2 separate regions of the Mus musculus genome follow, and region 1 is linked to region 2. A link is a loop called in an ENCODE intact Hi-C map of the cell type or tissue named here. Cell type or tissue: left cerebral cortex. All regions are shown on one strand. Links, peaks and the distances in the headings refer to the core of each region. The heading gives the core; the rest is flanking DNA.

Region 1 (15,064 bases), core at 2,903-10,902, 99 kb after region 2:
TACACTGCCTCCCACTCTTTGAGGGTTGAGGTCATTCTGGGAAGAGTATATGCATGTATGTATGCATATATGTGTGCAGAGGTGTATATGCACACTTGGAAAGAAGGTGGCTTAATCCTGGCTTCCAGGTGGAATGTGTAAACAGCCTGCCTACTTTAAAGTATGATAGCTACCTAGGGAGGGACAAAGTGGGTCACTTATTAGAGTCCTGACCCGAGTTCTGCTTCTCACTCAGCTGAGTCCTTGGGCACATGGCTTTATATTTCTGTATGTTCCTGTGGTCCCTCCCACATGGCTGGTGAGATGCCTCTGGGTTTTGAGAGATTCCTATGGGCGCTGCCCTTGACTGGGAAGTGTGCAGGTCAGCTTTCCACCACTATGACAAAATACTTGAGAGAAATCAACGTAGAAGAAGGACTTATCTGGGGTCCAGCTCAAGGTTTCAGTTCTGGTAAATAAACAGAAGGAAGCCCAGAAAGGTTGGGCAACTTACTGCGTGGGTGATTTACCCAATGGTATTCAGATAACAAGGTGGAGCTAGCCTTGGGTCTTGATCTTTCTTTAAATTTGAATTATTTCAGCCTAACTAACTAGAGAAATGAGCCTATAGGATGTCATGGGGGGGGATGGATAACCTAACATATAGACTTTATTCAGAGAAACAGTGTTGAAGAATGTGTTGGGGAATCTAGAAAACTCAGTTTGGGCTCCCCTTATTGGCTCTGCAGCTTACTGTGGCATTGAATGCAGTATTTATCCTTCTACGCTTCTGTTTTCTCTGCTGACAAGTGACCACTGCAATGACGAGGATCAGATGAGTCCATATATTTAGCATGGTTAGGGGAGGCTTCAAGTGTAGCAGACCTTGCATTGCCCTGGCTGATGTTGGTTACACTCCAGTTCTGGGTTAGGAACCTGCCTTCAGCTGGGCATCTTGGTACACTCCTGCACTCCCAGCACTTGAGAGACAGAAGCAGGTGGGTCTCTGTGAGCTCAAGGCAATCTTGGCCTGCATAGTGAGTTCCATGACACCCAGGGCTATTTAGGGAAACCCTGTCTCAAAGATTTAAAAAAAAAAAAAAACTTGCCTTCAAATGCGTTGGCTGATTCAGTATCATCATAGCTAAGAAACATACATGCAGGTTTCATCTCACAGATAAGAAATATTCTGCCGGGCGTGGTGATGCACACCTTTAATCCCAGCACTCGGGAGGCAGAGGCAGGCAGATTTCTGAGTTCGAGGCCAGCCTGGTCTACAAAGTGAGTTCCAGAACAGCCAGGGCTATACAGAGAAACCCTGTCTCGAAAAACCAAGAAGAAAGAAAGGAAGGGAAGGGAAGGGAAGGGAGGGGAGGAGAGGGGAGGGAGGGGAGGGGAGGGGAGGGAGAGAAATATTCTCAGAAATATTCTCTGCTTAAATTTTAGTTTGCCCATCTTAACTGCCGCTATGGTATTTCGATCCCTTAGCCTTCTCTGAATTTATTGGACTGAATTATACGAATTGAAGATGAGCTGGGAATAGAGCTGAGCTGGTTAAGGGCTTGCCCGGCATGTATGAGATCCCAGAACCATGTAACACCCCGAATAGTGCTGCACACTTGCCATCTCACCACTGAGCTAGTGGAGGCAGGAGGACCAGAAGTTCAAGGTCATCCTTGGCTACATAGACGACAGTTCAAGTCCAGCCTTAGCTATGAAAGACCTAACTAACACACTCTCTCTCTCTCTCAGCTCTCTGGTCTTGGGTAGATTGCCAGTCTGGGGAGGAGTGGAACATGGATGTAAGATCTGGTACCCAGGCTGTTAAAGGGAAAGTTCCCATGGGCCTCTAGCATGTGTATGGGTCTTCACAATGGAAGTTGGAGGGCTTAGTGATCAGTAGAGGAAGAAGTGGCTTCTCTCACCTCTGAACCAGAGTGTGCAGTCTTATCACTTCTGGGGACGAAGGCCTCACTGCCCCCAGGGTTTAGCAGCCGGAGATACTGCCTATCCACAAAAGTTGTACCCCACAAAGAAAGATTCCTTCAGGCAAAGGATGGAGGAAAGAGGCCAAGGCCAGTTGAAATTATGCTCTGTGATCTTTGTGAATTCTGGGGCAGGCCCAACGGTGACTGGAAAAGGCTTGGTTTGGATGTAAAACCAATTGCTTCTGACCCATTGAAGGGGTGTCGTCCTTTCTTTTGAGTGCGACCATCCCCCACCTCACATTCCCATACAAGCTCAGAAATAGATATAGTCCTCCCTCTCTAAATCAACTGGGAAATGTTTTGGGAGGGGGTCTTTTCTGGGTTTTGGGTGAGTTTTCTCTGCTTTCCCACTTAGAAGGAAATAATCTTTTGCTCTAATGAGTCTGTGATTTAGAAGAGCAGATGTGCTGAGTTCCCCAAGGAATCTGCTCTCCCACGGATCACCCAGCTCCTGCCTGCTGGGCTGCTATGCACACTGATATATTTAAAGATGTAGAGCGCTCCCTGGGCACAGCAGCTACCCTCCTCTTCAGTGCTTGCCAGACAGTTGCCCTTAGAAAGCGTGGGTGGAGAGGCTCTTTGGAGCCTCCCCTAAGATTTCAGCCTTTCCCACTCCTATACCTTGTATGGGCCAGTTGTATATAATTCTGCCATGATTTTCCTGTGTGTCCCTGGACCAAGGGAGGTGCTAAAGTCTATAGTCTCTGGAAAGATCATTGAAGGAGAAAGGCCATCTTTGCGGCAAGTGGTCATCGTGCTGGGACGAGCCATTTCAGAGTTGTGGCAGCTTGGAGGTTACCAGTTCTCCCTAAGAAATAAATTCATCAGTTCCCCAAGTTAGACCTTGGTACAATCATCCGTTTGTAGCTGGTCCTTTATAAAGTTTAAAACATTTGTCTCTCTAGGGAAAGAGGTCCCACAACATGTATTAGAATTGGCTAGGTTTTATTTGTAGATTCTCTCTCTCTCTCTCTCTTTTTAGATTGATTGATTGATTTAATGTATATGAGTGCTGTATTTGCATGTATGCCTGCATGACAGAAGAGGGCGTCAGACCCCATTAGAGATGATTGTGAGCCACTAGGTGGTAGCTGAGAATTGAACTCAGAACCTCTGGAAGAGCAGCCATTGTTCTTAACCACTGAGCCATTTCACCGGCTCCCTATTTGTAGAATCTTGACAGTAAAAATGGTGGCTGGCTTTTAATTAACCTAGTTAAAATTTCAATGATGGCGAGGCCATAGTTAGCTCTACTTCCACGTGTGTGATAGCAGGACTCTGTGCTTCCCTCTTGGCTGCTTTACAAGGGAGCCAGGCTCTTGAGAACTCTGCCCACTCAATAGCCCTCTTTGCCTTAAATGGCCCATCCAAAGATGCCTATTGGGTGGCAAACTCCCCATACGTTTTCTCCATAAAGTGAAAAAGCTGTGACGGGCTAGGAGAGGCCTCACTTGTGTTCAGAGCTGCAGCGTCTCAAAGCCGTCTGGACAAACTATTAGTTCCTTGTCCCCTGGCCTATTCAGGTCTGTGCATGTTTTGACGCTCTTTTTAGCTTTTCTTTCACAGTTTTCTCAGTAGACTGGACCGTTGCAAGCTAGCTGAATGCCTAGCCAGCACAATGCACTGAATATTAATGGTTCTGGCAGCTCCCTTGCCAGTGCCTGCAGGAAAGTGACTGGGGTACCCAAGCATAGGTCCCAGCAGTTGCCTCTGACCCTGAAGTGGGCTCTGCCCAGATTCCTGAAGTTGCCTGTGTGCTTTCTTTGTAGATCTACACGGATTGGGCCAATCATTACCTCGCTAAATCCGGCCACAAACGCCTCATCAAGGACCTCCAGCAAGATGTGACCGATGGCGTGCTCCTGGCCCAGATCATCCAGGTTGTAGGTAAGCCCATCTTTCCCTCTGGGAGCTAGCTAGTGAGGTACAGCAGAGGCAGCCCAGGGAATGCGAACCCTGACGTCTCTACCAGACATGTCGCCCATCCTCTTGACTTCCTTTTGATTCTGATTGTGAGGAGCCCAGCAGTTTAGAACTGTTTCCATTAAAACTCAGCAGGGCTGTGGGTGTAGAATGCTCAACTAGAATGCAAGCCCCAGGTTCCGTCCCCAGTACTGTATAAACCCAGTATGATGATTCACAATCTGGAGGCAGGATCAGCCAGTCAAGGCCATTCTCGGCTACATAGTAAGTTTAAGGCCAGCCCATGCTCTCAAAAGAAGAAAAGTCATGGCAGAGCTGCCTTAGCCATCCCAGGGCCAGAGCGGGAAACTGGGGCTTTGAGATGGACTCTCTACCTGTGTCCTGCCTCCTGCCTGACTCTCTTTCCTTAACTCGCATAGTTCTTTTTAGAAGACTTTGGGCATGCTTCAAAAAGGAAAAGAGAACACAGGGCTGTTTAATCCTGCCAACTCTGACAGGGGCTGAGGAAATCAAAGGCTCCAGAGATGGTCTCTGGTGGTTTCTGGTTTTAATACCAGGGCAAAAGAGCTTGAGCCATTGGGATATTTGCGCCTTAGACCTGAGCTGGGAGGGGTGGGTGGACCAGTGGGTGGATCCTGGCCATTTCACTGTCTCTGGTATGCAGCCCTGTCTGAGAGTCAGAGCTGTGGAGATCTGTTGGTGTACATTATCCAGTTGATGGTTGCCATTGTCAACTGTAGCAGCCCGCTAATGCCAGAGAAGAAGGTCCAGGACAAGGACCGGGCCCCAGCTCCTCCACTTATTGTGCAAAAGCCGCTTTCCTTTCAGCCAGGAGAAGTGAGTGGATTTCAGAGGTTAAGCCGTGCTAGTGTTCTGCAGGGAGACCCACAGAAACGCAAGCAGTGGGGCCTAGGCTGAAAGTGGGGATTGCGGCTGACAGAGAAAGAAGGTTCCCCTCTACCTTGCCATTGATTTCTGAGACTGATTTCTTCTTTCCCCTTCTTCCATGACTGCTTTGCTCCTGCCACAAAGGCAGCCATTTAAAACATGCTTTTATTATCTCACAGCTTCCACACATCACCTAGGTCAGGCCCTGATCATGTTCGAGGCCCGCATCCTCATGTAGGGTCTCGCTGGGAAAGGGTTGGCGTTCATGCTTGCTTCGGTTACTGGTGGAACTCATGTCCTCGTCACTGGGGGACTCTGCGTGCTGAGTCTTGCTGGCAACCAGCTGGAGATGACCCTCACCTCTGAGCAGCTGCTCTTAGAGCTTCTTGCCGTATAGGAATCCTGACCCTTCAGCACCAGCTCAGGAGCAGTCGTCCCAGTGAGACGAACTCTCTTACGTAATGTCGGAGTTGCAGGTTCTGCCCACCCTTGGGGAGAGGACTGTACTAGGCGTAGGTACCACCACGTACCTCATGGGAGGACACCTAAACGGAGTTGTGCTACTTCTCCTTCAATCCCGCCCCCCCCCCTTCCTTCTGCTCTTCATCACTGCACACGCCACAGTCTTTGAGAAGCTTTGCTCATTTAGATTCCTCTGCCCCTAGGAAGTGGGTAGTAGATTTCCCATTTTGCCAATGGGGAAAGGGAGGCTCCATGAGGCCCAGGAGCCTATGTGAGACTTCTTACCTTGGCGCACCTCTGTGGCTCGCTGGGGATGGAGAGAGGGCTGGGCTAGGCTCACAGCCTTGGAGGCTATGCTTCCACCTTGCCTTCATCTTTGTTGAAGTTCTGACCTGTGCCTGATCTGAGCTTTGAGGTCCTGTCAGCAGGCTTGTGGCTGGCCCTGAGCCTCCTTGAAGCATATCTAGGGGTGTGATTCTGCTGGGAGCCCGCCCCCCCCCCCCCCAGTTTCATCTATCAGTAAGAGAGAAAATGGAAAAGGATAATACTGAGGAGTCTTTCTCTGCCTTGCTCCATGCCTCACAGGCTCCTTCCTCACTCTGCTTCTGTTACCTCTATTTCCCACTCCCCTCTCCCCTGTGTGTGTATGCTTGTTAGCATTGGGTGTGTACAACAGTGCATGGGGTGAGTGTATGTGTATATGTACATATACATGTGTGGAGGCCAGAGGTTGATATGGGGTACCTTCCTTAATTACCCTCCACCTTTGTTTACTCTATTTGAAGATTTTATGTTATTAGTTTTACTTATGTGTGTGTGTATGCATATTTATACATGTGAATGCGGTGCTCCCTGAGGCCAGAAGAGGGCACTGGAATTGTAAGCCAGCTGAAATGGGGCTGGGAACCAAACTCAGGAACCTTTTCTGCAAGAGCAGCAAGTATTCTCAACCACAGAACCATCTCTGTTGCCTCACCCATCTCTATTTTTTGAGACAGGGCCATCTCATTGATCCCTGGCCAATGAGCTTCCACCTGTCTGCTCTCCCGTTCTGGTGTCACAGGCGTGCACTGCTGTGCCTGCTTTTTATGTGGGTTCAGCAGATCTGAGCTCAGGTCCTTATATTGGCACGGCACGTACTTTCCTGACTGAGCCATCTCCCCAGCTGTTTTTCTGACTTGAAAGTGGGTCAGCTAACCGTGTTTTTCTTTATGGGTGCTTCGTGAAAGGAAAGTTGGAGATCAAATAAGAAATATGTGAGTTTGATGTGCTCCGGGATAGCACTCGGTAGCAGCTGTCTAGAGCAGTAGGCAAAGGAAGATGATGTCGAGTGTCAGGGCTGATTCATCATGCCCACCACAGACTCAGAAGAGGCTCATGGTAGGATGTGTGCTGTCAGTTTGCTGAGCATGGCTGTGAACATGGGCGATCAGCTTTATCACTGCTCGGGAGCATCGGATGCTTCCCTGAGTCTATTCAGATGAATGGCTCGCTTGGAACTAAACTGCTGCTCTGTGTTTCTGCAGGCTCAGGTCAGTAACAGCAGAGTTTCCCAAATGCTGGGGTTTACATGTGTTTTGGGTTTCAGATTTGGGGGCTTTGATAGACTTCCATATGCATGTGATATGTTGGGAATGTTTTAAGTCTAAACAAGCAATCTTAAGTTTCATAGGCACTTTGTATACATAGCTTGAAGATAGCTTTATTCAATGTTTTTAGATAATTTTGGATGTGAAACAAAAGGCTAGTCGTGTGGAACTTTCTATGTGCCACATCAGGTTGATGCTTAGAAAGTTCCAGATTTGGGGGCAGTTTGGATTTCAGATTCTCAGATGAAGGTTGTTCATGGTATAACTACAGATTTTGGGGGTACCTCAGGCTCCAGAAGACGGTAGCTCTGGCTGGGGGCTTCTCAGAGAAGGTCAGGTGCTAGCACACTGGTGTTTCCCTGACAGCGCCATGCGTGGGCACACTTCTGAGCTCTGTGCATGCATAGAGATCCAGAAGATGGAAACTGGGAAGGAAGCACACTTTCCCCGGTGTTGCTATGATAAAACACTTGACGGAGTCTACTGAAAGGGGAAAGAGGTTATTTTGGCTTACAGTTGCAGAAGGACACACAAAGTCCATCATGTCGAGGAAGGTGTGGTGGAAAGAGCAGGAGGCTGGCTACTCACACTGTGTCCATACTTGGAGACAGAGGGAGAAGAAAACGCAGTCTTGGACTGTAAAGCTCAAGTCTCCCCCACCCCAGCCACCCACGTCCTCCAACAAGGCTCAACACATTACCAGCTGGCAACCAAGGGTTCAGACACATGAGTCTGATGGGGAACTTTCTTTGTTTCATTTTGTGTATTGAGACAGGGTCTTCCTATGGAGTACTAGCTGGTTTGGAACTCACTATGTAGACGAGGCTGGCAGGAAACTCAGAGAAATACCTCTGCTTCTGCCTCTAAGAGGCCATCATGAAAAGTGTGCCTTCACAGGCTAGCATTTCGAATGTCAACTACGCCACTATCCAGGGGTATGTCTCCTGATGGGCGAGGAGCAAGACTTTCTGATCTTGGTGTGGACTGTCTAGGACGCCTCCCCTTGAGCTCTGAATTCCCTTCTTTATGTGCTCACTATGAGAAAATATAGAGTGTATTTGTGTGGACATCAACGTGTGCATATGTATACCCATGTGGGAGTTTTCTAGAATTTGGATACTACCGGTCACCCTCTCGATGTGTTAGACTCCAGTGGCTACCCTTGAGCTGGTGTGTTCCTCTGGAGTCCAGCTCTTTCTGATACTTCTCCTGGCTACCCCGTCACCATCAGAGGGACCCCCATCATTCCGCCTACTATGGTCTTAGGCTATGTCTTCTCTAGACCTGGGAGGTCAGAATTTTGTCTGGGTCCAGCACATAGTAGTGAGGTTCAGGAAAAGCTGAGAGGACCCTGCAAGAGTGGTGTGGGAGAAGGCGTGACAACCATGAGCAAGGATCTCTCTTACCCATTCATGAAGGCTTTGTCCTTGTGGCCAAGTCATCCCACATCGGCCCTACTTCTCTATATAACCACACTGGGAATTAAATTTCTGCCTGTGGATTCAGTGGTCTCAGGGATACATGATTCGCATGTGGTCCTTCTTTCATTCAGCAGAGTCTTTCCTTAGTGTTTCCTAAGGACCAGTTCTGGCTGCCAGAGCTGCATAGAACAGTGAAATCTAAGGGTGTTAGAATGAAATGATGGTACCAGCAGATTATAACAATGGAATAAAATATGGACTATACTGGTAATAAGTAGAAAATTTACAAATAAACACAGTGATGAAGAGGGAGCTGGGCTAAACAGAAGAAAGCTGCTGCTGTTGCTGCTAACCATGGCTGCATCTTCTTGGTGGGGTCCACACTGAGAACCGGATCTAGATAAGGCTTGGGGAGGGCAGGGCTAGAATCTCTCTGATCCATAGCACCTAGGTTTTATCTTGTACGGAGCATGCAAACAGGATGCATGCAAGATGAACCCTAGTGGCTGTGGGGGTAGGGAGGTTACCAGCCCATATCATGACCACATGATCAACATCCCAGTCCCAGTAAGGGGGGGATGGGAGCCCTGGCCTTCTGAGATGGTTGGCTGGGAAGAACATGACCTTACTTCAGTTTGGGATGGAGCGCATGAAACTAATCACAAGAAATCACAGACAAACCGAAACTGTGAAGCATTCTGTTAAAAAAAAATAATTGAAACAAAACTGGCCTGTGTTTCCCAAAAGCATCAGCGCCTTGAAAGACAAAGGGAGAAACGATGCCAGGATGGAAGAGGCTGAGGAGGCACGGCAAGAAATGGGCTGTGTGGTCTCTGCCTGCAGCCTCTGAGTGGGGAGAAAATGCTCTCTCAGACATTTTTGAGTTAGTCGACAAAATTGGAGTACTGGCATTGTATCAACACTAAATTTTCTGTGTTTTATAATTATACCATGGAAGATGATATCCATGTCCTTTAGAAAATCCATATCGAAGTACGAGGGGCGCAGGATGTGATCTGCATTGCTTACTCTGACGTGATTCAAGCCAGGTGTGTGAGGACTCTTGTGGAGTTCCAGCTACTTGGTAGGCTAGCCCAGAAGCTCAAGATGACCTAAACAATGTAGCAAGACTCTGTCAAAAATAATAACATAAAGTAAGAGTCATTAAGTGTGTGTGTGTGTCTGTGTGTGTGTGTCTGTGTCGTGTTCCTATGTAGAAACTATGAGGGCAGGAGGAGGGAGAGAGAAAAATGGACAGCAACTTAGATGGGAGGAGGGATGGCAAGAAGCAGACAGGAGTCAGGAGCGGCGGGGGTGTGTGTGTGTGTGTGTGTGTGTGTGTGCGCGCGCGCGCGTGTGTGCGTGTGCGCGTGCACGCACGCGTGTGTGAGGGGGGTGCAGGCCTTTAATTCCAGCATCCAGGAAGCAGAGGCAGGCAGATTTGTGAGTTCCAGGCCAGCTTGGTCTACAGAGGAGCCCATGAGGAAAAGCTGAGGGTAGAGATGCAGGGTCAATAGGGCAGCATAGGGCAGGAACCCTGGGTACAGCATAGGACATGCTGAGCATCAGCTTAAGAACCAGCTTGTTTCCAGACCAGGAATGACTTTCTCCCCATGTTACTCAGTCTGCCCCAGGCACCCCCCTCCACACCCAGGTCTGAACACTGGGCTGTTTATGACCCGGGCTTCCCCAGGCAGGTTGCCTTCTAGACGGTAGGCAGAAAGTGTTGCTGTTGATGCTTTGATGTCAAAGGGCTTGCTTTCTGTGTTTAGACCCTTGCTGGTATGAGCATCTTGAGTCCCATGCTGTCTGTCTATCACATGCCAAGGCCAAGCACTGGAAATGGCCAGGAGATCTGTGGGAGTCGAAAGGAAAAGGTGTGTGCTCTGTTTCCTCTGAGGTGACACCAGAAAGAGCAGAGGTGAGAGAAGAGGAGGAGAGAAAACAAAAGAGTAGGGAAAGACACGGATGAAGAGTTAGAGAGGAAGTGATGTGGGAATCCTCCCCTAGAAACAGGAAGAGCTCAAAGGCTCTCATTTCTCACCCCTGTCTCGGATGCCCCATGTCCCAGTACCTTGTCCCAAGTGGCTTCTGTCCTGGAACCCTGACTAAGAGTGTGAAGGGATGAAGGAAGGACAGACGAAGGACAGCTGTGCAGAGGGAAGCAGCCTGGTTGGGGTTTACACTCTGATGGGGGACACCTACTCCCACTGCTAACCCCAAACGTCAGCCTGTTTATTGGATACAGTGCAACAGGAGTTAGCTAGCTTGGATAGATAGTCTCTGTCTGTGAGCCGTCTCAGGCTGTAAATATCCCAGAGAGTCACACTAACCAGTCATTCATAGACACTCATACTAGGACACGCAAGGAAAGCTTTCCTATCCCTCTTGACCCTCACTTGGGTAGGGCCTTGCTACTCCCCCACAGGAGGAGTAACTTCCTTCCCCTCCTCTCCTCTCTCCTCCCCTCTTCTCCTCCCTCCCCTGTACTCCTTCCCCTCCCCCGCCCCCCCTCCCCCAGCATTGGAGTCCTTGACATGGCTGTCTCCTCTAGACTGCTCACTCTGGGTTTCCTCTGCTCCCTCTATCCTGTCGAGACAGTGTAAAGGACAATACCCCTTCTGTCAATGACTCACTGCTCTGTGGCTCTGTGTAAGCTATGTGACTCCTTCCATATTGCCTGGACTGTCAGTAGCCAGGGAGGTTAAGGACGTAAGTTCACAAGCTTTTAAAATGTACTTTGTGCTTTGAAGGGATATAGAAAGGCACAGAGTTTGATGCCACTGTCATTACTAAAGGTACCTTCCAATAACTAACTTGCCACCTTGTGTGCAAATAAGTTACTACATAAGTGAGGTTAAGAATATCTTGAACACCCTGGGATAGATACATTACCATAGCATCTTAGAGGTGCTAGTCTAATCGTGGCCAAGCACTCGGCAGACAAATGCATGCTTCTTTGATTATCTGGCTTGTGGTTCTAACCAGAGACCCCCTACTCTAAGTTAATGTGTTTGGCTCTAAAGGCCCAACAGAACCACTGCTAAGTATTTATGACAACCATAGAAAGATTTGGGAATTTAATTAAAGAAGTACTTAAATTATATAAAAATAGAAACTAGGTGGCCCAAGACTTAACCTTGCTCTTTTAAGAATTTGAGTTTGGATTAAGCCGTCTGACTTGCATCTCTGTGTGGACTTTCTGAGTGCTGCTAAGTAGGCTACACCCTGTGGGTTTACTTTCACTGTTCTGAGTGGCAGTATTAGGTCATAGGAGCTGTGATGTTGGAAATCACAGATGCCATGAGTGCATTTATGTGACAGACTGCCAGCGAGAATTAGAGGAGTCATTAGACCAGACGCTTTCATTTCCACCTAACAGGATCCTTCACACTCCCCAAGCATTCCAGCTCCGCATCCTGCTCTGTGATGAGGAGCCAGCAACATGGGCCCTGATCAGAACCCAGTGCCCAGTGCCGTGGACACGGATCAGGTGCATCTATCCAGACAGTGAGTCACAACTCAGGCTGCTGCAACCATGCAGTGGAGATACGTTTGCTGCTGACCCGCTAGGACCACACAATGACTCTAAAATATGAGAGTCCATGGTCAGCCTGTGAGCTCGCCATAACTTCCCATGGGTGAAGGACTGCCATCTGTTGAGGGTATTCAGTTATTTGCCTGTCATCAGTGTGTCCATCTGTATTTACTAGCAAAAGGACAGCTGCCTCAAGATCGACAGCAAAGCCTGGTTTCCTTGAGATGTTCTGAATACTCATTTCTTCATTCCATTTGACAAGTATTTATTGAATGATTACTATGCGAGGCATGGCCCTAGCTCTGGGGTCATGGTAGGAAATGAGGCAGGTGGAATCTCTGTTTTTATGGGGTTTATATGACAGCAATCTGTTCTGGATACTTATATTTTCTTGTGAACTAAAGAACAAATGTCATTCTGCTCATTGAACTGTCCTTCCCTCTCTCCCTTCTCCCACTAGTGATTGAACCCAGGGCCTTGTACATGCTAGGCAAGTCCTCTACCTAACTTACATCCCTAGCCAACTGGGCAGCGTTAATCTCCTATTCTTGGTACTCATTTGGTCTTAAGGCTTTCAAAAAAACCCTTTCTCTGTGTCCTGACATTAAGCAGGGTTGAAAATCCTCAACTTCATCTCTGAAGATGGAGATTTCCCTGGTGGGTCACCACCCTGCACATCTAATCATGTTGGCATGCACATATCAAGCAAATCTCTGTTAACCACGCTGGCTCGGAGCCTCTAGCTTACTTTCCATCTCGGAGAGTCTCTCTCAAGATAGAACCCAAGAGAAAACACGAGTGTAATCTGAGCTGATGGAGGACTAGCATTCTGAAGTCCTCAAAGGCCTGGGTACTCTCTGGTGCCATTATCCTTCTTAGATGGTCTTTTAGTGTCTTCGTCTCTGGGCAAGTTACAGCCAGTATAGTGATAATAGTCTGATGAAAAATCTGAGGGAATAGGGGAGGAATTAGATTTTGCAGACAGTTTTGAGCTCTGGGACAATGTGAGATGTAGTCTCAGCATGTCTGCCAGGCTCTCAAAGCCTGGGTTGGGGATGTTGCATGTGACATCAGAAGGATCAGGTCAGGCCAGCACAAAGTGCTGGAGGGCAGAGACCCCAGTGTACATTTCCCTCCAGTAACATAGGGGGCTTAGGGAATGAGAATAGGGGCTTATTCTTTAATATGGAGCTCTACCTGAGTGTCTGAGCCTACCCCTCAGGGAGTCATATCATAACAAATGATACGCAAAGCACCTACTGTGTACCAGGCACTGTGACATTTTACCAGTATCCTTGGCATCTCAGTTTCATTGCTCTTCTTGAAGGTGATGTCAGCTTCCTTTATAGAGGAGGAATCTGTGGCCTGGAGAGGCTGAATAACAGCTGAGGAACTCTAGAGCTGATGCAGACAGGCAGTGTTCGTAGCTTTCTGCTGCTGCTTCCACTGGTCCCCTCTCCACAAATATCCCTGGTTGTATTTTCCTAGCAATTCCTGCTTCTGTGTGGTAAATTGTATTCACCATAGGAAGCTGGATCTTCCCTCCTCATTAGTATGTGATTCTTGTTCATTCAATGCACCCCCCCCCCTTTCTTTTACTTTTCCCATAGCAAGGTACCACTTCAAGCATGTGTGCACCCTGATCTATTTGGATTTGCTATCTGGTCTTGGTTAAGGTGTTTTGGGGGTTTGACTCTCCATCTCCATATTTGCCTCCACTGCATGAAGTCAGAGCGCCCAAGGGCAATACTAGTACTTCTGGCTACAGCTGCTTTGAGCAGCTTTCATTGGCTTCTGTCCCCACCTGCTGAGTCAGAAGTGGGCCAGTCCTCTCAGAAGCACCCCACCTTTGTGGAGAAGCTGCAGTTAAACTTGTGTCTGTAGCCTGCCGTGCAACCGCAGCTCACTGTCCTTCAGGTCAGACATTGCCACCATTCCCCGTCAAGGCAAGATGATTGTCAGTGCAGTTGTCTCTACTTGAAGTGGTGATGACCTTACCCCAGCTGTCCCTGGAGGATGGCAGCTCGATGAGTAAGTCCCAAAGCTTGCTAGATGCAGCTCAGCATTTCACACACAGCCTCATTCAGACGGACCCCAGTGTGAGACTTCGGACTTGGCTGGACTCCTGTCTGCTATTTGTTTTGCTAACTTGTGTCTCCTTTTACAGCAAATGACAAGATTGAAGACATCAATGGCTGTCCAAAGAACAGATCGCAAATGGTAAGTGGGTCTGTGGGTAGTATTTGTGTAAGGTTAGCAGGCCATGGTCTCTGAAAGACCTGAGCAGCTTGAAAAACATTCACACCAGAAGCTGCTCCATGGGGCTAATTCCCCAACCTCCATCCCCAAGTAGCTGTGCTTTCTGCTTCTGACATATTTGTTGGCATTCACTAAGAAATGTTTGTGAAAAAAAAATGTTTGTGATGCCTGTATAGCCAGGATACAAAAACAAAACATTCTTTATATTAAAAGAAGTCATATAGAATGGGACCCTCTATGGCTCGATGCCTGTGTAGGGTGCAGAGGCCCAGGTGGGATGATGGGATCTGGCTGATCAGGGTGGGACATGTGCCCTGGTCTGTAAAGGGGAGAGGGACATGCAATTGGCACTGTGGTATTAAGTGGAAAATGGACAGTGGCTTCTTCTGAACTCTTCTCAGCAACCATGACGAGTGATGTCCTGGCGAGTGTGATGTATTTAAGCTTTTACAATACAAAATTAATCTTTAAGTCTTTTCTTTCCTCATGTTGCCAAGTCCTTGAGTTCATATTAATATCGGTGTTGGGAGAATGGTGGCCGGTGTTGCATGAACTCAGTGTTTCACTCAGAGAGTACCTTGTTGTCAGAGTCTGGTAGGATGTCCGAATATCTGGACATGGATTTGCTTCAGAAATCTAAAGAAGGGAACAAAGTATTTTTCCATCCCCACCCGACTCCCCACCATTTGACAGATTCCACAGATTCCAGAGTGCCTGGCAGTTCTTAAACTCTTTAATGTTCTGGCTTGTTTGTATCCTGAAGAGTTGGACAGAGGTGACCTTTGTAGACAACTTTTTAAAATGCATAGAACCTATTGTTATTATAAAGAAGTATGCATGTGTGTGTGTATATATACAACTGTGTGTGTGTACATGTGTGTGTCAAAGTCTCATTTTCCACTTTACATCCTGAAACAAGTTCCTTCTCTTTGGTGAGCCCCCTAGAGGCTTTTTGCTCCATAGACCAACCATTCCTTATGTAGGCAAATCCCCAGCCAGGACTCTGAGAACAGCTCT
Region 2 (15,064 bases), core at 2,701-10,700:
GTAGCTGAAGAAAGGAGCAGGCATAGAGGACCTCAGCTTCTCTCTTCCTGCCAGGTAGACCTGGGTCAGTGTAGACAGTATCTTCTAGGACCTGGATGGAGGCTAGACACATCTCTTCCGTTAGCTCTGATGGCTATGGCTTCTTCCCTCAGCCTTCAACAGAGGTGGAGCTGGCAGGTTCCCCAGTACGCAGCCCAACTTTAACAGACTGTTTTGTGGAGGGTGGCCATAACGGAGGCAGAAAACACCCAGAGTAGCATAGGGAAGAGACTATTGATTTGTGACCTTATGGAAGCCTCCCCGTGGGCAGGTGTTATACAAATAGCAATATGCCTGCTTTCTTTGAGCAAGGCTGTTTGGTGAATGCATCTATGTATGAGTGAATGCATGTTAGTGCATGCATGTGTGTGTACCAATGAACATGCTTATACATGCATATATTCATACATGCACATGTGTGCATGTGTGCACATGCTTTGCACACATGTATTTGTGTTTGTGTGCGTAGCATGTGTCTGTCCAGATGGTTCTCAAAAGCAAAGGTTAAAAAAAAAACAAACAACAACACACATTTTACCTCCAGACAGTTGCACAGTTCGAGAAGTTGAAAGTCTTTGTTCTTTGGATGAAGAACCCCCTGTTCTTTCTCTGAATGCTGCGTTCATAGCTTCGTGGCCTGGGCACCGTCCTTCCCCAGCAGCTTGTGGGGTTGTTCAGACATCTCCCTTGCAGAGAAAATCGATCCGCTGCATCTGTGCTTCTGCGGGCTTTGCAGGGGATGCTGGAGCTCGTGGGGGGTGTGTAATTGAATTTGAGACGGACTCTGAAGAGGAGTCAGGGGACGAGCAAGTGTGCACAATCATCCCCACCACAGTCTGAATTTCAGATCTGCCTGCTTGCATTCATGTGGCTCTAGGTGAGCAGCTAAACCTGATCCCCGTCTTCACAGCTTTGGAGACAGTGAACCACAGCCCCTGTACCTGTCTCCACATCTTTCCTGCCGTATAGGCAGGATAACTCACGTATGGCACCAAATTCTGATGTGTCTCCAGCTAGACCTGGAAATATGGATATAATTGGCGAGAGAGGTCCGTGACAGATGCAATCAAGAAATGCAATGTCAAGGCTTAATTACATTAGTGCGATTTGGTAATAAGGAGACCAATTAATTAGTTCTCCGATTGTTATTAACATGAAGGGAAGAGTGAGCATGAAGAAAGGTCCTGTGGGGGCAAGAGAGAGCTAGGGGCAAATGCAGCTCTTCCTTTAAACCAGTGGTCTTCAAAATTGCATAAGGAACTGGTTAAGTATGCAGATAAGCCTCGGCCTCAGCCACAGAGACTGAATTTTCAAATCTAGGATGACGTCACACAATTTGTGGGCTTTCCTTCTTGGAATTATAGATGAACCCAGGGCCTCATACTAGCTAGTTATGCTGTATCCCCATCCCCCAAATCGGAGTCTGGACAACTATAACCAGTAAACACGCAGGTGATCTGAAGTCCCTGTGCTGACACAAGGCCAGAGTGGAAGACTTCATTCAAAGACAGGGAAGGAGGAGCCATGCAGGCTTTGGGTGGGGGAACAGGGAGGGGTTGAGATTGGATACCCAGAAGACGTTGGGCAGACAATGCTCTCTATATAGGCTTTGAGATAGTTCAAAGCTCTAGTGAACAGGAAGCCCAACTCCTCTCTGCATCCAGGGTTGCCAGGTAGCATGGTGTCTCACTGGGACGTCAGCCACTCTGCAGCATTTCCTGAGATTTGTGGCGGAGGAATGAGTAGTTTACGTGGCCTCTGTTGAAGGATCAGCTTGTCAGCTCTAGATTTCCTTCCTGCTCAGTCAGGCACTGGGAGTCATCTGAGGAGGGGACCCTTGGGACCACAGAGTCAGTTAGAAGAAAGAAAGCCTCTGATGAGACATAGGGTTCCATGTGAGTACCAATGGTCCCTAGGGGGGGGGGCGGCTCTGGTGACATCTCAGGTCTGCTGGGGACCCTGTATCTCCCTAAGGAGGCAAACCAAGATCTGCCTACAGAAAGTAGGTTTCCTGGTGTCTTCTGTGTTTCACTAAAAGCTAGAGGAAAGAGGCATAGAAAGGAGGGAACAGTTCATCAGACCTACTGTGTGCTGGATTTTAGTCTCCACACTGAGTTTATTGTTTTGTTTGTTTGGTTGGTTGGTTTGATGAAACAAGGTTTCTTTGTGTAACCTTGGCTGTCCTGGAACTAGCTCTATAGGCCAGGCTAGCCTCGAACTTATAGAGATCCACTTGCCTCTGCTTCCTTCCCCACTGCCTGGCTTAAATTCCCAACTCTAACTTGACAGGTGGGTGCCATCTGTCTGTGTTACAGCTAAAGAAAGCGGAGCTGGAAGAGGTGAGATGACCTGCTTACCTCGCACAGCTAAGATCTGACTAAGGCTCATCTCTCACTCTTCTCTACCCATCTCCTGTGACTCACAGTCCACGGTGACTGTAATAGGAACCTTGCGTCCCCATTCACAGCTGCCCTGAGTCGGGTGGGGGCACAGTGTGGGCAGTGTGCCTGGAATCCCAGGACTCGTGGGGTATATCTGTGCCCCCTGTCAACAATCCACCCTTCAGTAACGTTGCACTGGCTGCCAGCTGCTGTCACCACAGCCAGACCCCACACCCACACAGGAGAGGGCTCTGGCCAAGGGCATGCTAGAGCAGGAGGAGGAAGTGCCCTCCAGAGGGGCTTGTTTCAAGGCTCCTGAATGGCTCCATTGAGGTACCCAGGCAGGATGACAATGGGCCCGTTGGAAGCCCTGGCCCACAGAGGTGAGAGGGCCTGAGTCCGGCAGGCAATGCTGGCTCAGAGGCCAGACGCTGACTTCCAGGGCAGGAAGCCAGCGCCTCTGACGTGCTCTAAAATGCCAGCTCTGCTTAATGGCGAGCAGCTGGGGCATCTTGAGTTCTTCCCTGTGCCAGGGAGGCATTGTCAACCCAGTACACCACCGGCTGTAGTGACACACTCCCCCTCTCTGCTGCATTCTGACCCCCTTCCTGGGCTATGTCCTGCACAATAGCCACCAGGACCTGTGGCTAGCCTCTTCCTGTGCCCCCTCGGTCCTTGGGGGGGATAGCCTTTCCAGCCCTATGGAGAAAATAGCATCTACCCCTTCCTCAAAAACACAAAAACAGAACTTGGAACACTCACAGGTATGGTGGTCAGGTGATGTACAAAGCACCTGGGCAAATTTGAAATAAAATGAAATAATTTTTAAACGTATGCTTACATAGGCAGCAGGTATGGATACATGGCAAGCCTGGATAGAGATCCTGGTTTATCAGGTGGTCCGTGGGGCTCACTTACACTGAAGCCTGTTTGTTTGTCAGATATTCAGATTGCCCGGGACACCCTCATTCTTACCTGTGAACTCCGTCAGCTATGCCGAGGGTGTCGTGACAGATGCTGCCACAGGGAAGGATGGAAATAGGAAGAAGTCTCTTGGGGCCACTCTCTGACCTGTTTCCCAGGAATGAAGTGGCCAGAGGCTGGCTTAGTGGACAGTTACTGTGGGGAGGTGACAGGCAGCAACCTTGTCACCTCCCCATAGCGACATCATCCCAGGTCCACTGTGAGAAGGGGCATCGGCTGTGGTTCTAGCCATGATGATTTCTGAGTGCTTCGCTGTGGCCACATCCTGGCGAGTTTCATGGTCCCTGTCCCTAAGGCCTTAACACATGAGTAAGCGCATGTGCAAGCTGCCACACTTTGACAAAGGCATAAGCCTGCAAGGGAGGGGATGTGAAGGGTGTTTTCAGGGGCTCCCCTCTACCCTGACTAAAGGTTTTAGAATCAGGGCATCCGACTTATAACCCTAAGCCCTGTCCCTGAGCAGACTAGTCACATGTCCCTAATCAAGACTGTCTCTTAGTCTTGGTTTTCTTCTTGTATAAAGTGGGAACAACTTTCCTTATCTACAGGGTCCAGCATGAAGCTCCAAGAACAGTGACAGGTGTGGGCACAAGTTACCAGCTGTATGAGTCTAGGTAGAGTGTGTTAGGGGTGGGCTGATGGGAGAGAGGAAAGTCTAAGGCCTTGAATGCTTGAACCCCATCCCTGCCCCATGCCCTTCACACTAGCCGTGGGCTGACTCTCTGCCTCTAGTTAACCTCTACCATGGTGGCCACTCATAGCATTCACCTCTCTCTGGTCAGTATAATAAAAGTAGGGGTTTTATAAATCATATTTTATAATTTGATCATGCCTTTCATTAAGGACTTATGCTTGAGATTCGCCAGGCCTGCTTGAAAGCCGATTTTACTGTGTAACCTCAAATAAAGACTTGAGTATCTTGCTGCCTCAGTTTCCGCCTTGGTGAAATCCAGCCTTGTAGGCGTGATTGGGAACTGAGAAGAGACCACACGTCTGAAGGGCTTAGCATGGAGTCCGGCATGTGTCAGATGCTCAGGAAGCAGACACTGATAAAGAAGGTCTTGGGTTCTATGACACCTTTGTGAGTTAATGATCAGGTAGAAAATAAAGTCCAGACGGCGGACTGACCAGCCCACGCAGGCATAGCTGAAAGGGAGACTCCTTGACGTCTCAGGGGTCCTTGGCTCTCCTAGCTTGTGGGAGACACTGCTTCTATCTTTTACCTGGACACCTCTCTAAAGGCTACCTGGACCCAGTCATATTTGGGCCCAGAGACTTGAGCGTTATGGATATCTTGGCATGCCTACCTGTTGCTTCCTTGGGTCAGGGTAAAGGGTACATACGCTGACAATCTGATTTCCCAAGTACCAGCCATTCTGCCCTTGCTGGTTAAAAGTTGGAGGTTTTAATCACCCTCTTCAACCTTGTGTTTACAGAAGTCTGCAGAGATTTGCTGGTTTTTGTTTTTGTTTGTTTTGTTTTTGTTTTTGTCTTGAACACAAAGGCAGCTTTGCGATGAGCAAGGTTTATGGGGAGAGGTTAGGGAAGAACTATCTAGAGAAAGCCAGCCTCAAGCCCCTGCAGCCTTCTGATGCAGGTGGATGCTTGCCCTCCGCTGGGGGCTATGCTGATTCCCAACAGCAGCCTCGATGGTTGAAAGTGTGCAGGGAAGCTTGCTTGCCCTGGGCTGAGGGCTTGCCATGGTTCTCACCTTTCAGAAGAGTGGCGTGAGGCAAAGGTTGGGTGGTTTTGAGCTGGCTCTTGTAGCTTTAAACTGTAGCACTGGTTTGGAGTGTACGTTTATTAGCCCAGAGCCCCTGCCATGCTGTCTGCCATGTGCCAAGGTCTGCATGCTTTAAGGGACACCAACTAGAAGCAGACATGGGCCTGCCTTTGAGGTTGTAGCCGAGCACAGGAAGTACTCCACTTTCTGCATTGGACCAAAAGATACCTAGTGCCTATTGGTAAGATGGGGAAGATCTGCTCCTTTCACTTCTTTTCTTAAAGGACGGACTGAATGAAAAAATAAAAAAATAAAAACGAACTCATGACTACTAGCAATGGTTGAGGAGGAGGTTTATTGTAGATATGAAGGAAATCAAAACCAGAGACATATGGAAGGGTTAAGAGTGAACACGGCTATGATCTGGGCCAGGTGAAAAGAGAGGAGAGGGAGAACAAGAGAGGAGCCACCGACCAAGGTGGGTGGACTAGGCCAAGAGACTGGCCAAGTGAGTAGTGCAGCCTAAATGGCTGAGTTATACAGAGGCCAAAGGAGCTGAGGGAAGAGGTAACCTAGTCCGTGGGATAGAGATCAGGGTAGGGCGTAGGGTATGCCAGCCAGGAGGACCCTGTAACACATAGGGACCAAGGGGTGCTGGGAGAACCTGGTGGCTAGAGTCCACTTTGATCCGTCATCAGGCATATCAGCTGTATGTCCCAGGTTTGAGACCTCACACACCAGAAAGGAAAGCGGGGTCCCAGAGATGAGAAGAGTCTGATGCTGGTCATCCCGCAGTGAGGAGGTGAGGCAGGGTGAAGAATAATGATGACCTTGCAAGCCAGACAGCCTGCCTGGTCTCAGACCCACAAAACAGAGACCTGGGGTGGGATCCTGAGCAGAGGAGAGGAGCCCGGTTGGCAAGGGTGGAGACTAAGGTCTGGCCTGGGTGCTGCTGGTGGCTTGGAGATGCTGGTGCTTCTGGAAACAGGAGGGTGGTGGGGTGGCATGGAGCTGTGGAGACATGATAGTGGCCATGGAGATGGGGTAAGGTGGCGCTGGGGCAGGGAAGATGGGATGGCGGCTGATCATCACTGAGTCCACGTCTGGCCGCTGTCTAGTGTTTGCAACAGTCTTACAAGGAAAATGTTCTTATAAGCTCCACATTTTACAGACAGAGAAGCAGAAGCACATGGGGTGAGAATGGTCCAGAGTAGGGATGGACCTTGAGGCAAGTGGACTTGAGTCACAGATGGGGTTGGAATGGTTAGAAGCAGGGCACTTGATGGGCCATGTGGGGCTGCAAGTGAGTGCTGTCCCTGGGGCCTCAATGAAGAGTTCTGGGAGAAAGGTGGGTGGGGACTGGACTTGGTAAGAAGAGACTGGAGGCACCTGAAGAGCTGTGATGACTCCAAATGAGTATGGTTGTGGCTCAGGCTCCTAGCTCAGTGATGGGAACAGCGACTATGTGGACCCAGCAAAGACGAGCCTCCACAGGTAAAGTAGGAGTGAGCTGTTTGAAAGGAAAAAGAGAGCAAACCAACTTCAGGCATGTCCCTCAGCACGACGGCGATCACTTGGTTCCAGTCTCCGGAGATGGCTGAAGTGTGGGGGACATAAAAAGGACCTTACCTACTGGTCCCTTTCATTAGGGTCTCCTGTCCCCAAACACTCCTATGCCCTGATCCCTTCTCTTATTTATGCTCAGCCAAATGTGCAGCTTCCTGGCATCTTTGCCAACCACAGATGAAGGTGCCCTTCCCTTGAGGGCTCACATGTTTGGCTAATGAAGGTACAGTGTGGGCAACCCGAAGGGCACGGGCAAGAGCGGGAGAGATTCACCCCCCCCCCCCCACTTACGCCAGTCATGTCTAGAATTCACTGTCCTGGCCAGATGTACCACAGAAGGCTATGTTGGGGGAGGGAGAGCAGCCCTCAGTCCTGGCACCCTGCCTCAGCAGTCTGTTGTTATTGAGCACAATTCTACGTCTTGCCAAGCCAGAGTTGGGTCCCGGCCTCAGAGTCACAGGAACCTCAGATAGTCCTTTATTTCCTGATCTGCAATCTTCTTACTTCTAAAGTGGGATAACAGCACCTTCCCTGTGATGTTTGGAGGAGGAAATTCGAGGTTTGAAGCATGCTGTACCTAGGACCTGGCACATAGTAGGTGCTCACTAAATGTACACCACAGTTGGTGTTTGGCTTCTCTGTGAGTTTGGGGCTACTCTGGGGCCTTCGAGCACAGCATGGCTGATTGCAGCCTGGCTCTGAGCTTTTCCTGGGCTCCTACTCAAAGTTCTTAGGGGAGACATGGGTGGCAGGAGGTGGGGTCAGGTGGGCTGTAGGAGCAGTTCTCTGGTTGTCATCTTCCAGTGTGCTTTGTAGAACTCCGTTCCCCAGACAACTGCATCAGGCAGTAAAGAGCTATGCCTACATTGTGCCAGGCTCTATAGCAGTGGTTCTCAACTTTCCTAATCCTGTGACTCTTTAACACAGCTTCTCCTGTTATGGTGACTGCCCCCCTCCCCCAAACCATGCAATTATTTTCATCGCTATTTCATAACTGTAATTTCACTACTGTTGTGAATTGTAATGTAAATATCTGATGTGTGGGATATCTGATATGTAACCCCACAAGGGGTCACGACCCATAGGTTGAGAACCACTGCTCTAGAGTAACCAATCTTGCAGTGATCTCACAAAAAGTGCCCACCCTTGACTTCATCTTAGGTGGGAAGAAGTGGAACTCGGTGAGACCGAGTCACTTCCTTAATGTGACATAGCTCGCTGGAGTCGAGACTTGAACTCCCAACCTCCAAGCCTTTCTGAAGAAAGGGGTTGACGCCACTCACCCTGCATTTAGGTAGCTTGCCTGCAGCTCAGGATCATTGTTGCTTCTCTGAGCACCAAAGACTAGAGCCATCTGTCAAGAGGTTTTTCTCAGGGAGCTGGTGCAATGGTTTCAGGGGAGAACATGAAGAAATAGCATCACTTTTTTTTTTCTGCCCTGTGGTAAAAATAACCTGCAGAGATAGAGGAACCAACGGTGGTTGGAGGCTGGCATTGGTGAGAGGAAGGAGACAGAATACCCACCTGGGTGCCACATGCTGCCATCTGCTCAACACAGAGCAGCCAGGGCCAGCCTGACCCCCAGCACCAGGGAGGCCACCAGCTCCCACCTTCTGACATAAGAGAGCCTCCTTATAAAGTTGAAGGTCCATGGAGGCACGGAGAGCAGAGGGTTCACAGAGAGCAGTGGCAGTCCCAAGCTGGTGTCCACACGTAGAATGCTACCCCGACTGGGCCCTCCTCCATACCCACCAGCTCTGGGCACGCACTGGGCACGTCTTCTCACCATGAAACAGTTTTAAAAATAAAAGCCACTTGCTGTAATCAGAGAAGCCGTGATCATGTTAATGCATGCAGCATCCTCCCGTGCTAGGCCTAAAATAGCTTCCTGCCAAGCAAAGCAAAGAGTTGTGATGTTTCTAGGCCGCCTCCTGTTAGGCTGTGGGACTCGGTCTGAGCACAGGCTATGGATAAGGGAACCTCTGTGGCAGCCCCTGGGCCTTGGCTCTGATCATGCCGAAGGCTGAGCCTTGAGTACACTCCTCACCTGCGTGTGCCACAGACTGCAACCTGTGATCTGGTGACCCCAGATCTGGAGAGTTGGCTCATCTCAGGGAGTATCATGCATCAATCCTGAGACTCCTGAGGTAGCGGCAACTGTACTGGGCATGTGCTAAGCAGAACCATTAACTGACTTAGAATTAAATCTCTATAAGCTTAGTACTGTCTTTGTGGGATGCCTGGTGTGGACTGACTTGATAATCTTGGAATAAGCGGATGGGGAAATGACAGCCAAGATTAGATCCACTTTATGACAGGAATAACTGAGACTTCCTGGGTGTGATGGACTTGAGCCCCCCGGAGCTAATTTGTACAAAGCTCGATTTCGGGCCAGGAGTCTACACTCACAGTCATTTTGTCAGCCTGCCTTTCCCAGCCATCTGGAGTCAAAACACAAGTAATTAGGAAACACTTGTGGGCCTTTAAAACCCATCCCAAGCCCCTAGGCAGGAGTGCTCAGGCTGTGCTGCACGAGGGCTGAGCTTGTCGAGTGTCTACCACCTCATAAAAGGCAGAGCGGATTCGGACTCTGGTCTAAACCCTAACATAGGCTATCACCATTCCACCTAGCTGTTCCATTACAGATGCTGACCACAGCTACCTCAGGTGTCATGGGAAACATATTTCATTTGTTAGACTCTTCTTTAGGGAAGAGAATCCCTACCCCAGGGTGGATAAGGCACCTGGTAAATGCTTTTGAGGGAGTCACTATCTATATAAAGATTCTTGCCAAACATCAGTATGCTTAGCCCATTTTGGTGGCCAAGCTCACCATCCTATGAAGAAGCTACAGAAGCAGGCAGGAAAGGCCACCCTCTTGGCCTTTTGGACCACTTGACCTTGGAGCCAGGGCAGTAGCACAGGGCATGTCCTGGAGCTTTTTGGAGCACTGGCTGATACCTAGAGTAAGTAGACATAGAGAAAGTGTCTGAAAGGGACAGATTCCGCGTCTCTGGGTCAGAGTTAAAAATACGGGGTGCATTCCAGATTCAGGGAAGGGAAAGAAAGCAAGCTTCAAGGAAGGTATGTGAAAATCTGGCTTTAAGGACCAAAGAGAACACGGAAGAAAGGGAGGATGAGGGAGGGAGCAAGAAGGAAGAGAGACAGAGAGGGGGAGACCAAGGCGAGGGAAGGATGGAGAGAGAGAGACATAGACAGAGACAGAGAGACAGGGAGGATGGGTATTAAATATTAAACACCTCTGGGTACTAGGTCCAGTGCTAGAGTACATTACACAGAAAGAAAAGGTCACATTGCTGTAGGTGCAGAGGTGAGTCCTGGGGCATCAATGAAGTCCCCCTGGCTCTTGTGTCTGGGGCAGTGAGTCGGACCAAGGACACATGAGTATTGAACTGAGGGAGACGTATATGTTCAAAAGCTGGCCCACATGGCCCCCTGACCACGCATAGGTCACTTATGTAGCACCCACCTCTCTCACATTTGTGGATCACGGGCTTTTTCTGAGCACGTTATCTTCATTGTATGGAGTCCAGGTAGAAAAGAGATTCTAGTGTCTTCCTGCCCACTGGCCTCTTTCAAACGTTAGTCTCGATGCTGCTTGTCTCCAGCCTGTACTTTACTATCAGGATATATTCATGACTTATTCAATGTGGTGAGAAAGTCAGGTGTTAGCCTCTTCCTGACAGAGAGGATGCTACCCAAGCTGTGAACCATAGTGGAGAGTGGTGAGAGCTAGTGATGGGAGTTACAGGCTCTGGAGTGAAAAAAAACGAGGTTTGAGAACCATCTTGTTCCTTAGAGGACCCTTGTGCGGTGAGTCATTTCCTTGTCTAAAAAATAACCCTATGACACTGTAGAGGGTTCAGTACAACCATGCATGGGAAGCTCTTAGTGAGAAGCCTGATTGGCATATCGATCAGCACTGTGAATGAGACCTATTATTAGCTAATTCTCATCCGATTTCTGAAGCCAAAACGGATCCAAAGTAGCTGATCAGAAGGGCGAAGATAAGTCGGCACTCTGACAGCTCAAGCCATGGCTGATGGTGGAGCCGGCAGCAATCTGACATTCAAGTAAGAGGTACCCACTGCGGGGCACTGCCCCAGCAACCAAAGAACAATTTGGATGATTATGTGAGCCATTGTGTTTGGTGTACTCATGGTTTTGAGTGGGTAGGAATGTCTAATATAGAAGGCTGATGAGATGGCTCAGTGGTTAAGAGCACCGACTGCTCTTCCGAAGGTCCTGAGTTCAAATCCCAGCAACCACGTGGTGGTTCACAACCATCTGTAATGAGATCTGATGCTTTCTTCTGGAGTGTCTGAAGACAGCTACAGTGTACTCACATATAGTAAAGATTTTTTTTTATTTAAGATTAAAAAATATTTATTTATTTGTTAATAAATAAATCTTTTTTTAAAAGGCTTAAATAAAAATTTGGGTGCTTTGAACACAAAACTCTGTGTATGAAAGCTTCTCTTTTGGAAGAGACCGCTTCCTGGGAGGAACCACTGCCACAGACTCTCAGAGATCAGTTCCTCCTGGGCCCCTCAGCTGCTCTGGGGAGATGCTCCGAGTCTCGGTCTCTCTCGGCTCTCTATGTGAAGTAGGTTTTCTGTTCACTGTGGCACTGCCTGGCCCAGGCAGAGGCCTCTGCATTCGTCTGAGGATCTACCCAGAGCGCATCAGCTTTGTCCCGGCTGGATTTTCAGGGTTTTTAGATGTGGATCTTAAATGTGGGCAACAGATGTGGGAGATGAAAGATAACTCCATCTGCTCTGCTTCCCGGGTAATATGGAGACCAGAAGCGGATGACAGCTTTTCCTAACTGGGAACTTGGGGGTAGGGGGGTGGGGAGCGCTTCGACAGTGGCAACCACAGCTAACATAGATTTCCCCAAATCTGGATCCTAATCCCAGACTCGGAGGGTGAAGTTGGCAGAGGGACAGGTTTGCTAGGGCAGCCTCAAGGGGACCTGTGAGGAGAGAGCTCGGCCCCTATACTGGAAGTCCCAGGGACACACCAGCCTGTGGCCACTCTCTGAAGAGCTTTTAACGGCAGCAGAGATGACAGGAAAATGCTTCTACCCCTCAGATGATTGGAATCTCTGCTAGGTTTACCCCAGTCTTGTTGGCTGTCCACTAGAGACCAGGGCCACCCCCAGGACCTTGCTAGCTTCGGTTCTGCCCCCTGGGGCCCCTCCTAGGATGTAGCTTTTGGGATAAGGGTGATGGCTAAGAGCCCTCTTCATTTATTTACACCCAAATGGTGAGAGAACATTGAAAAAAAAGAGTTAGGTGCTCAAGTTCACATAGCTAGGAAAGAACACTAAGGAGACTCACGCCTCCCACCACCACCACCATTGCTGCTTTGGAAGCCATGATGAGCCCCCTGCGCTGCTCAAATGCAGAAGGTGGGTCTTCCTCCATCAGTAACCTTGGCAACCTCCTTTCAGCCCCAGTTGCCTTATCTATACTATAGGATGTTGATAGCATATAACCTTATTGCAAGAATTGACATAGGATCTGGCTACTGCACAGTAAAGGGCCACTTTAGGGACAGAAGTCGTTTCACCATGGTTATTTCCCAGTTTTGGGACAACCAGGATGTGACTGAGGCTGTCCACAAGGACTTCTAGGAGCCCCACAGCCCTGTGTGACCTGGCAATCACATGATTGCCAGGCAATCTCATGGCTCCTGACTCTGCCTGGTGCATTCCAGGGATGCTACTAATACAGATGGCCCCCTCTTCCTTATCCTGGCCATCTTAGCCCTGCCCATCTCTAGGTAGCAGGAACAGATACTTTTGATACCGCTGTCCCAGACAGGAGAGCATTCTAGAAGCTAGCTGATCCTGCCTGAGCAATCCACACCTAGACTAGAAGCTGCAGTTTGGCTGGGCGGTGGTGGCAGAGGCAGGCGGATTTCTAAGTTTGAGGCCAGCCTGGTTTACAAAGTGAGTAACAGGACAGCCAGGGCTACACAGAGAAACCCTGTCTCGAAAAAAACCAAAAAAAAAAAAAGAAGAAGAAGAAGAAGAAGAAGAAGAAGAAGAAGAAGAAGAAGAAGAAGAAGAAGAAGAAGAAGAAGAAGAAGAAGAAGAAGAAGAAGAAGAAGAAGCAGCAGCAGCTGCAGTTTGAGTGGTACCTGGAGGGACTTCCTTGCACTCAGAAGACTGAGATGGGACAAGGGAAATGGAGGCTATCCTGGGCTACACAACAAGTTCCAGGACAGCCTGAGCTATAGTGAGGCCCCGTCTCTAAATAGAGAGAAGAGATGCAGCAGCAAGCAGCTCCAAAATGCAGAACCGGATAAGAAGGCAGACAGGCAGACAGGCTTGCCCTCCAGTTGCCTTGGCAGCTGTCCTAGAATGCTGTGGCTGCTATCGCCACCTGGTGGGCTCTTCCAGAAACACATGCACGGAGCCTTCTTTCATTAAAGCCAGTAAAGCTTGGATTTCGGAATGCTGGGAATTGAAAATCCAATTAGACTGTCTCATAGTTAAAGGGCAACACTGGGATCAGAGGGCTGAAGTTGTAGTCAGAGGTAGGGTGCTTGCTTAGTGTGTGTGGGGCCATCGGGTGCATCCTCAGTACCAAGTCCAGAGAATGAAGGGGTCAGGGGATGAGACCAAAGGGGAAAACAAGGTGCAGCAGGAAACATGCCTTGAGCAGAGTCACGTGACTTTTCTTCACCATCTCCGCCCAATTTTCAATATTAAATAAGTAACTGGGCCTCTGTATAAAGCCACTCTCCACGTGAGGCACCTGTGAAGGGCTTTGCAAGCTGCCAATGATAGCTCTGCTGTTGGGAGATGATGCCCGTCAGAGCTGCTGAAGTCAATGAGGTCAGTGCTTCCGGCAGTGAGAGTCAGGCTCTGTTCTGGAGGTCCCCACCACCCGAGCCCAGCAGGGAGGCTCGCACAGGAGTGGCAGTGGCTCCTCCCTCTGCTGCCCAGCATGCCTTTAGGAAAGCCAGGCACACGAGGCTTCACTCTGACTCTCTCCTCAGTCCCTCTAGCTTGCTCATTAAGGACCACCGCAGGTAGAGACTGTGCTGTGCCTGCATCCATCATTTCTAGGAATTGTGTCAGGATTTCTTTGAAGGACCAAATTCTGGGTCTGAACAAGAGGTGAGAATGCCCCCGCCGCCCCCCAACTCCTGCCCAGGAATGCCATGGTATTGGAAGCTAGACCTGCAGTGTTGGCCTTGCTGGTGGACAGAAGACCAGCATGTAGCAGTGGGCATATTTCCCAGTAGCTTCTTGCCATTCTCCTGCAGCAGCTGTTCAGACAGGTGCAGCCCCAGGAGCCTAGAGGGTCAGCCTGCCCCACCAGTCACAGCAGACTTCAGGCAAGCCAGGTCGCCTCATCCTCAGGGCCTGATGCTGAGCTTAGATCACAGGTACTGGGAATGTCTCCTGCCCAGCCACTGGCTGCAGGTGACATTGGTTTTCACTGTGTGTCTGCTGGACTGCACCCTGGAAGCCTGTCTGGAGGTATTCACAGAGATCAGCCCACTGCTTGTGAGGTTAGCCATGGAAGGGGAATTGGTAAATGGCATTACAGATGACATGAGTGAGTCATACAGAGGGTCAGACACTCAATGTGTGTGCATTGGGTTTTAATCCCAGACATCTGCTTCCAGGGCCTGCCTTTGTGCAGTCTTAATAGTGAAGGAGTTTCCAGGAAGAGACCTGAAAGGGGAAGACCTGGTGAAGGTGAATCCCAGGACTTCACTGAGTAGAGATGAGAAGCCCTCTCTTGGGATTGGCTGTTAGCTCCTCCCATCTTCCCGGACTAAATATAAATACTTGCAGCATATGTCTTTCTGACGCACTCACATTGGATCTGTTTGAACACAGTAAGTTAGAGCAGAAGGCCAAGGGAGGGAGAAAGCTCAGATCTTCTAATAAAGCCGCATCTCCCCGCCCCCATTCCCCTAGTGTCAGTGGTTTTAATTCAAAAGCTGACATTTTCAAGCAGTTTGTTTTATTTTTCACTCACTACGTAAATGTTGTTTGTACGTGAATGTGCTGAGTGCTTGTGTGCGCACCACGTGTGCGCAGGTGCCTGCTGAGGTCAGGAGAGGGTATCAGGTCCCCTAGAACTGGATTACGGGCAGTTATGAGCCGCCCCATCTCCGTGCTGGGTGGGAACCACACCCAGGTCCTCTGTAAGAGAGCAAGGCTCTTAACCACAGAACCATCTCTGCAGCCCTCAGATAATTTACTTTAAGAGTTACAGCACAGGTATAAAATGAACAGAACCATTCATTTTGCCTCTTCCCACTGTCTCAGCTAGTGCCTCTCCCAACAGGCAGTTTATTAACAGAAAGGAATACAACACCC

The links. Hi-C counts contacts between places; a loop is a spot of excess contacts. Peaks named below come from ENCODE experiments on the same cell type or tissue, not always from the same donor. Only the 100,000 strongest peaks of a DNase experiment are listed, where the experiment ranks them.
Region 1: a loop joins it to region 2, with 2.1 times the contacts of the local background. A loop is called at or near these places in 1 of 42 quality-filtered maps.

What each region holds. Positions count from the first base shown.
Region 1 is chr7:49,358,362-49,373,425 of GRCm38, forward strand. Nav2 (neuron navigator 2) reads left to right here. Exons shown (of 39, transcript NM_175272.3): 2 at 3,737-3,854; 3 at 13,956-14,008. Among named protein-coding and RNA genes, the nearest start is that of Gm51448, 15 kb to the left of the region's middle. In left cerebral cortex, for the core only: a CTCF peak has its summit at 6,098 (motif pointing right); DNase peaks (open chromatin) are centred at 6,536 and 7,460; H3K27ac peaks cover 1,752 bases.
Region 2 is chr7:49,259,579-49,274,642 of GRCm38, forward strand. All of the region lies in intron 1 of Nav2 (neuron navigator 2), which reads left to right. Among named protein-coding and RNA genes, the nearest start is that of Nav2, 21 kb to the left of the region's middle. In left cerebral cortex, for the core only: no CTCF peak of the experiment used is centred there; DNase peaks (open chromatin) are centred at 2,823, 7,078, 8,168, 8,536 and 1 more place; H3K4me3 peaks cover 310 bases; H3K27ac peaks cover 6,532 bases.